Linked DNA regions of Homo sapiens: region 1 is linked to region 2. The links are chromatin loops, found by intact Hi-C in ENCODE. Cell type or tissue: breast epithelium. All regions are shown on one strand. Links, peaks and the distances in the headings refer to the core of each region. The heading gives the core; the rest is flanking DNA. Region 1 has its middle 4.6 kb from the start of LINC02714. Region 2 has its middle 55 kb from the start of LINC02714.

The links. Peaks named below come from ENCODE experiments on the same cell type or tissue, not always from the same donor. Only the 100,000 strongest peaks of a DNase experiment are listed, where the experiment ranks them.
Region 1: it touches region 2 in a loop (19-fold over the local background); 4 of 110 quality-filtered maps call a loop at or near these places.

What each region holds. Positions count from the first base shown.
Region 1 is chr11:134,729,142-134,733,537 of GRCh38, reverse strand. No RefSeq gene overlaps it. Among named protein-coding and RNA genes, the nearest start is that of LINC02714, 4.6 kb to the left of the region's middle. RefSeq lists an enhancer at 3,546-4,162. In breast epithelium, for the core only: no CTCF peak of the experiment used is centred there; DNase peaks (open chromatin) are centred at 1,787 and 2,727; H3K27ac peaks cover 1,077 bases.
Region 2 is chr11:134,788,556-134,792,951 of GRCh38, reverse strand. No RefSeq gene overlaps it. Among named protein-coding and RNA genes, the nearest start is that of LINC02714, 55 kb to the right of the region's middle. In breast epithelium, for the core only: no CTCF peak of the experiment used is centred there; no DNase peak of the experiment used is centred there.

The sequences.
Region 1 (4,396 bases), core at 224-4,223, 59 kb after region 2:
AAATGAAGATCTGAAGCTGCAGGGGAACCATCTGTTTGTATCCTTAGGTTCCATGAAGAATGGACACTGTGGAGAAATGTGCTTGGACAAAGGGGGATGGTCTGTGGTGCTACACGGAGGCCTCCAAGGCCTGTCTGTGTGGCTTCTTCTTGGCTTTTCTGCATAGCATTTCGGCCTCCTGGGTATGGGCAGGACCCCTCTGGAATGAGGGCTCTCAAGGGAGAAGGGAGAGAGTGAACTTTGTAACCAAAAATAAAATTCTGAGACCCCACCGACTGTATAGACCCTCCTCTTGGCTTAGCGGACCTCCAAGAAACCTGAAAAGCTAGTTCAGGATGTAACCAGAAGAGGGGATCAGACACGCCTCGCTATCCCCTCTTCCCTTTGGAGTTTAGACACAACTGATCGGCACTAACACAAAAACAGAGATCTGAAGACAGACAAGCAGACTCTTTGTAGCCATGAGATTCCAAATTCTAGCCTGACTCTGGTATAGCATCATATGACACATAGCAGGCCCTGGAAGAAGTCAAAGTATTTTATCCCAAAATACATTTATTTGACATATGTCGAAGATGTTGAAGCGGTTCTGCAAAGCTGTCTCTTGTGGGGTAAATCTACATTCTATAGAGAGTCTCCTTCCCTTACTAGGTCTTTCCAGAGAGTCTGACACCTTTTGAGGTGTGATAAGAGACCTTCCACATCTATTCTCTCTGAAGCCTGCTACCTGGAGGCTTCAACTATAAGACAAGAACCTTGTCTTCCACAACCCCCTTATGTAAACTTAAGCATTTCTTTATGCTGAGTTTCACTCTCCAAGCAGGACTTAACTCTTTCAAACAGCTACCAATCAGCACATCTTTGAACCCCCCTTGACCTGGAAGCCCCCTTCTTCGAGCTGTCCTGCCTCTCTGGGCTTGCCAATGTACATCATACAAGTATTGATTTATATCTTGGCCTGGAACTTCTGTCTCCCCAAAATGTAGAAAACCAAGCTATCACCAGACCACCTTGGGCACACGTTCTTCTGAGGCTGTGTCATGGCCCATGGCATGTGTACCCGAGGTGGTTGGACAAAACAAACCTCTAAGTGGATGCGGACCTGTCTCAGATACCTTTTGGTTTACACTTGTCTATTGTCTACGTAAAGAAGGAAACTGTGGCAAATTTAATGCAGAGAGTTTATTTGGGCCAAGGTTGAGCACTTCACAGTCCGGGACACACTGTGAAGTGCTCAGGGAACAAAGGAGAGGCTCAAATTTTTAAAGAAAAAAGGATGAATCAGGAAAGGGGGTGATTACACAAGTTGTTGGTCAGGAATTCTAATTGGCTTGCAGAAATGACATTGATTAGTTATTGGTTATATATTGTTGAATGACAGGATGTGAGTTATGGTGTCCAGTGTAGGATGGCCATTCTTGTTAGATTAATTTATAGCTACTGGTGGCAACACTCAGTCCTGAGTCCACACACCAGGTGGCTTTGAAATGATTACTTACCTCAAGGTGCCTGCGGCATGACTCCTCTCTCATTTTAACACCTCCCAAGGCCTGATAATTTCTCATGTTCCTCAGATTGAAACTTTATTTTCTTTCTCACTAGGTTTCAGGGCTCGCTTTGTGGGAGAGGAGGTCCTTGCTTCCATGGCTGCCATGGGGAAGAGGATTCTGGCTTCTGTGACTCACGTCAGCAGGGAACGGGTCTGAGGCAGAGGCACTCAGAGCTCGGCTTCTGAAGCCTGCCAGGCTCCTTTAGCTCCAGTGCTCAGCATGCCGGAGCCCCACACTGTGGGCTATTGTTCTCCAGGTTATTTCTTTGTTAAGCTACATGCTGAGTCGTCTAGGCGCAAAGCCTCTGCCCCTCCTCCCCAAGGTATGTGCAGCACCATGCAGGCACATCATCAATGGTTATTAAATAAATGAATACATACCTTTTATTCTTTGCAAGAAAAGTCTTCTGTTTCTTTGTCCTGGCTCTTACCCATCTCTCCAGGCTTTTCTAGCCCCAGAGCCGACAGTCCAGCAGGAGATGACAAACACAGTCAACTTTTGGCCAAAGATTCTAAACCATGGAAAAGGGCCAGCTGGGGACTGGTCTTGTGAAGTGCATGGATTTGGGCTTTTATTAAGGCCAAGGAAAGACCAGTTTCCTCCTAGGAACAGGATAAAACTGAGCAAGGAGAGGTTTGGCTGGGGCTGGCAGAGCAGCAGGTGCTGTCCACTGGAAGCCTGTGTGCAATTCAAAGAGATGAGAGAAGCCAGACCCCAGGGAGGAGATCTCAGCTGGGAAACTCAAGGGCAAGGATGCTCTCAAAGATAACGGCTGCATTGTTTCCAAATTTTCAAAAAACTCTGTTAAATGTTCTATAAACCTCATTAGCCTTACAAATCATGAGCCTTTAGCCATGCAGACATAAGAGACTTTTAGATATGCACGTCTCTGGCTGACCCAGGAAACCCTACCTTAAAATGACTAAAGAAACTGCTAAGAGGTAGCTCAGCACAGCCCCAGACTGAGACAGGCTCCTGTGAGGCATTCAGGAGAGGGGCAGCCACCAGGAGGGCCTGCCTCTTGTTTAGGCTGAGAGGGCAGAACTCTGTGCTGTGAATTGAGGAAGCTGGGAAATATTTTTTCAATTAAATATTTCAGCTGTCAGCCTGCCAGAATACCTGAAATTCCTCATAAGAATCCATATTTGGATTTCATACCTTCCCTCCCATGTGTCTGCTACCCTCAGGGCCATATATTCCAGAAGCCGCCCTGCACCTTTGGAACTTGCCTTGTGAGTTAATGCTTTCATTTTCCCCAGCATTGGACAGCAAGCCAAAAGCAGTATCCTGCTGGAATGGAAAATGAAGGAAACATACCTTACCGTTGGGAGAAACCCAGTAAAGATAAAACAGGGGCACAACCCGGAAATCCAGACCCTGGGAAAGCGAAAGCCCCTGGGCACCCAGCACACCTGGAAAGAGGTTGTGAAAGCACCAAGGGGAGAGAAAGCACGAAGGGGCGACGGGGGCTCCCAAGAACTTCCCCAGGCCCCAGCCCTCTGTTCTCACTGTCTGCCCCTCTCGCACCACTCACAGGTGCTCCTGGGTGAAGCTGCAGGCTCCAAGGCCTCATCTGAGTCCCTTTTAACTGGGCCTTTTGCAAGTCACACGGCTCCAAGACTGTTAAAATGCCTATCAAGTAAAGATCAGCAAGCATGAATTATGATGCAATGAAGGCAGCTGACACCTACGAAACCAAGGTGTGCTTGAGCTGGTGGAGAGTCCTGGGGCTGCAAATCCAGGAACCGCCCTGCCTTATGAGCTGGAAACACTGTGTTTGCACAAGCAACATGGAGAAGGGCTCTGGGCCCTGCTGATGGCTGAATAGGGGATGAAAATGAAGGATTCTTCCTTTTCCATGAACCTGTGTTCAACCATGAACCTGTGTTCAAAGGGCCAGTCCACCTGCGGCCACCTCTGAAGGAGGCATAGCCCAAATGCACACACCCTGGAGAGGAGTGGCTCATTCAAGGTCAAGACAAATGTGGGTGGCAGAGCCCCAACAAAGGTTCTTAGCCAGTGACATCCAGCTGCTGATGGAGGCCCTCTCCAGAATCAAGGGTATGGTCCTACTGCAGAGCCCTGGCCTCCTCTGCACCCTACATGTGCCTCAACATCCCAGAGTTCATCCGTCACTGAATTCTAGTCCCAGTGTGCATGTCCAGCCTAGAGCTTCGCCTCTCCTGAGACAGCCTCGCCTGCCCCTCCATCTGCCTGTAAGCTCCCTAGAGCAGGAGAAGCCACTTATAATTTTAATGGGGTATGCACATTCAGATATTAGAGGCCACTAATTTATTGGGGTTCCAGGATGAGAGACCCAGGAAATCATTGCTGTTTGGTTCTATGAGGCCCTTTAGCATAACCCCAGAGAGAGCCTCAGCGACATCATTCGGTGTGGGTGAATCTGCCTCTCCTTCCTGCCCACTCCCGGCAGGAGGTCCCTGTGTGTTTTGCTTCCATTCAGCACTCCCTGTGCCTCACCGCACACAGGCAGGCCTCACCTCCTCTTGGTCACCATGGCCTGCTTCTCATATCTTTGGGCTCAGTACCAACCGTGTGATGGAGTGTGGCCCATCTCCTGCAGGTGCTGGCGGATCACAGGAGGTTCCAGGCCCACTGTGCATGGCCCCTGCACCTGCTCCTCAGTCCTCTGCACCTAAATTTTCTTGTTTTCTCCATATCAGAAAGTGGGTCTTGCTACACCAGGTAATCTGAGGCTCCGCCCAGCACTTGCTGTCACTTGCTTTAAGACAGTCACACGATGAGTGGGAAGCCCTCTGAAGTTTCCATGACAGGCAGCGTTCACCATGGTCCCCGAGACCCAGCACGGGAACCAGAATTCTGGT
Region 2 (4,396 bases), core at 311-4,310:
ACACGGACCATTGCAGCAGAATGGGAACATGACCTTTCTTAATACCTTGTGACACTCGGCAGGAGAGCCAGCTAAGCTGCTTCCTAAACAAGCAGTGTTAACTAATCCCATAAAGCAATTCAGAAACAAAATAGCACATGCATAGTATAGGCTTTTTTTAAAACACAATGAAGAAACCTGAGGGAAGAAATCATAGTGACCCTGGGATCCAGCAGGGCAAATTCAAGCCACACCCTCCAGGTAATGGTGAGGTGCCTGTGAGCAGCCGGTAATGGGTGCAGGTTAATGGACCTTGGGTGTCTATGAACTTGTTACTCTGAGAATATTAATGGGAAATCAAATAGCAAGTCAATTCAAAATTAGCTTTAATTATATTTTGAGATAGAAGCTGCCTCTCAAATCTTCCTAATGCAGATATTTCGAAACAAGAACAATACTAATTTTTAGCAAGTGCTGTTAAGATATGTTTAAATATCATTTCTCATCTGACAACCCTGTTTCAGAAGACTTGGGCAATTCACCTAAGTCACACGTGAAGACAGGAAAAGATGAAAACTTGGTGTATGGGTTTGAAAATATTAACCTCACCCGACAGCGCCCCATCATGCTGTCCCCAGAAAGAGCAGCTTCTGCAGAGGGCAGGAGGAGCCAACCCCATCAGTCATTGCTACTGCCCGTGTCATCGATGTTGTTATCACTAAGTATGACTCGCTGCATCTGTGTGCTGTGTTACAGGCTGGGAGAGGCTCAGGGCCAAACCACAGGTTTGCCAGGCCTGATGGTAAACCAGGCAGATTCAGCTCAAAAGCACAGGGAATCTGACACCTGCAGGGGCAACCCTCAGCCGGGGGAGACAGCAGCTGGTGTGTAAATCCCCACCTCTCCTCTCCTTCAGGTAAACAGCTCTGGCGTCGTACTGTAAGGGTCTCAGAGGCCCCTACAGAGAAGACCCCACGGTCCACTGCAGCTATCATTAGGGCACACCCTTGGTTGGCTTTTTAAAATCAACCTGAGTTAGTTCTAACTTTCGTCTGATTATGCACAGCCATGCACTGTGACGTGGTTTGATAAACGTACACCTGTGTGACCACCACCCGGTACAGAGCCTTCTCCTCACCCTGAAAAGTTCCTCATGCCCTTTGCAGCCCATTTCTCCCTATTCCTATTCATGCTCCAGGTAATTGTAGATGAGTTTTTCAAACCCTAAAATTTTACACAAACAAATCAGTATGAATTGATTAGTTCATACATCCCAACATACTGTTTTTGGGATTCATCCATGTCATTTTGTGTATCGGTGTGTTCCTTTTTTTATTACCAAGCAGTATATCGGTGTACGAATATATCGTTTTTCACCATTTGCCAGTTTATGGATATTTGGGTTGTTTCCAAGTTTGGCTGTGATGAGTAAAACTGCCTTGAATAGTCACATATCAATGTGATCTTGACAACAATTTGTGTCAAATTGAAATTCAGATTTTTCATCTATAGGAAAGTTAGATAATTATCATAGGTACATTTCAGGGTTATTGTAAAGAGTAAATAGAATAATGCATTCCACATATCTGGAACCTGGCCTGTGCCTTTTTCTTCCCACTATACAGGGACCTGGAATCTTTCAGGAAATGTCAGCTTCTAGGTCTGAGCAAGGAATGTACAAGATAAGCCTGGAAGCTATTATTGTGCCAGAAAGGATAAAGATGAATGAGCCTGTTAGTGTCATGTCAGAAAAGACACAAAATATGCTTAACGTTTCTCAAAATAAAATGTTTGAAAACAAAAAGACACAGTCATTTGCTGAAGAAAGCACCGCTGGCCTAAGATGTAACAATTTGACCATAAGATGAATAATGCCTGCAACAGATTGAAACACATCAAATTATCAAATATACAAATCCAGGAATTCTTAATAAATTATTTAAGTGTTTGATGGACCCAGTCATTATAAAATGAACACATTAATACAAAATTTGAAAACTAAAAATAATCTTTATTACACACATTTATGCTTTACAAGTTTAAACTTTACAAGTTTGTATTTCAAATTAGCCATAGTTGAAGAAAAATTTTCCTTTTTACAAATGTTTCATGTACTCACTTGTACCCACGAACTAAACCCATCAATCTCAAGGAGGTAGAGAGTGGAAGAATAGAATAGTGGGTACCAGAGACCGGGAAGGGTGGTGGGGGAAGGGGGAGAGATGAAAAGAGGTTGGTTAATGAGTACAAAATTATAGCTAGATAGAAGGATTAGGTTCTAGTGTTTCACAGCACAATAGGGCAACTATGGTTAACAATAATTTACTGTACTTTTCAAAAATAGCTAGAAGAGAATATTTGGGATGTTTCCAACAAGAAAGGATAAATGTTTAAAATGATGGAGATCCCATTTACCCTGGTGTGATCACTGCAAATTGTATGCGTGTATCAAAATATCACATGTACCCCATAAATATGTACAACTATTATGTATCAATACAAAGCTATTCTTTCTAAAGAAATACAATCTATGAATACAGAAGTAAAGTATAGAATTGGAAAATCAACATTTTGAAACTTCAAATAAAATAATACCCATTGATGGATGTTAAAACCACTAGTGGAAAAAACGATGGAATTTTTTAATGGAGAGAGCAGAGAAACACGGAGCACACTGATCTTTTTTTTTATTTTTTTAAAGGAATCAGTCTTTGAGTCACTGAAAGTGATACAAGCAGACAGCAGCTGGCTTACTGTGTGATGAGAGAGGAAGGTCCCAGCACCACCACGATGGCATCCCTGCCCTCGAAAATGGAGACTGAGTAGAGCCGGTCTAGCTCCAATGATCCGATTATAATAACTGCAGGGCTGAAAACACGAGTTGGTACACTACACAGCAAAGCAAACCACCAAATCCAGAGTGTGAGACCTTCTACATGGAAAATGATGCATTTCTCCAATAAAGCAGCAACAAAGAAAAAAACAGAGAGGAGTCAGGGACCGTCTCAGAGGGAGAGAGATTGAAGAGGTAGATGGTCAAATGCAGTTGGTGGGCTTTGGGCGCTGCTAAGAAACCAACTGCAGAAAGGCACCTCTGAGACAATCAGGGAAATTTGAACAGGGGCTGGTATCAGATTATATATTTATAATTAAAATGTTCATTTAGGAATTAAAGTTGATAATTATAAATTTATAATTAAAAATTGAAGTGTTACAATGGAAAGGAGTTTATGGGGAAATATTATGATTAGTTAGAGATACCTGGTGATGTACTTACAGAACAAATGATAGAATGTTTGGGGATTTGCTTTCAAATACCGCAGAAAAAGAAAAGTGGAGATGTCAATTAAATTTGGCAAATTTAATTGACAATTTAATTGGCAAATATGGAGAATTTGGATAAACTGTTGAAGCTCTGTGATAAGTACAAGAAGATTCACTGTTCTGTTCACCCTCTTTTTGTGTGTATTTTTAAAATCTTACATCATACAAAGTTCAAAAAATGAAAAAATCCTGTTATGAGTGCACCTTGCAGAGCAGGCACCCTGCACACATCACTGGAGGGCTGAGCATCGGGGACTTCTGCCCTTGACAGTCCCCTGATTGGAGCCAGGTGAGTGGCCTCTCTCCTAAAGATTCCGTCGCTCTCCTGCCTCCCAGGTGGTGATCCACAATGCTCAGCCCTAGGCTGGGAGCGAGATAAAAGCCCGGTGCTCACCACGCTCCCACTCTACTGATTGTCCAGCTTGGGAAGTGGTGGCTCAGTGCCGTGGTCCTTTCGAGCTCTCATAGTTGCCTGCGGCCATGATTTGAGGCCACTCTTCCAGGGCTAACAAGAATTCTGGACAGAAATATCGTTGTAATTAAAAATTCATCAGGTTGCACTTTGACCTGCTTCCTTGTAATTGAAAGCCACTTAGTATATAGTTTATTAGTATCATGTTCTACAATATATCGATCATTTTGAAGCAAATCACACCATTTTATTTGGAAGTATTTTTGTTATATAGCTCTAAAAGATAGAAAGATCTTCTTTCAATTATTATTAAAAAAACAAACATACACATGCATATAATCATGTATCTAAAGTATGTGAAAATCAAGAACACACATCAGGACAAGTTGGCCCTCAATGTGCCAGCATCTGTCTCCTAAACACAAGTGTTACAATACATACTCACACTTCAGTGGTTCCATTTAAGAAGCTTAACACTGATGTCTACTTACTATCCATATTCACGCTTTCCCAATTTTTCCAAAAATGTTAGCAAGAGCCTGTCTTACAAACATAACTACAGTACCATTACCACACCTGAAATTGTTAACAGTAATTTATTGAAATCATCAATTAACTCATCAGTTTCATATTTTCCACATAACCTCTTTTTTTTTTTTTTTTTTTTTTTTGAGACGGAGT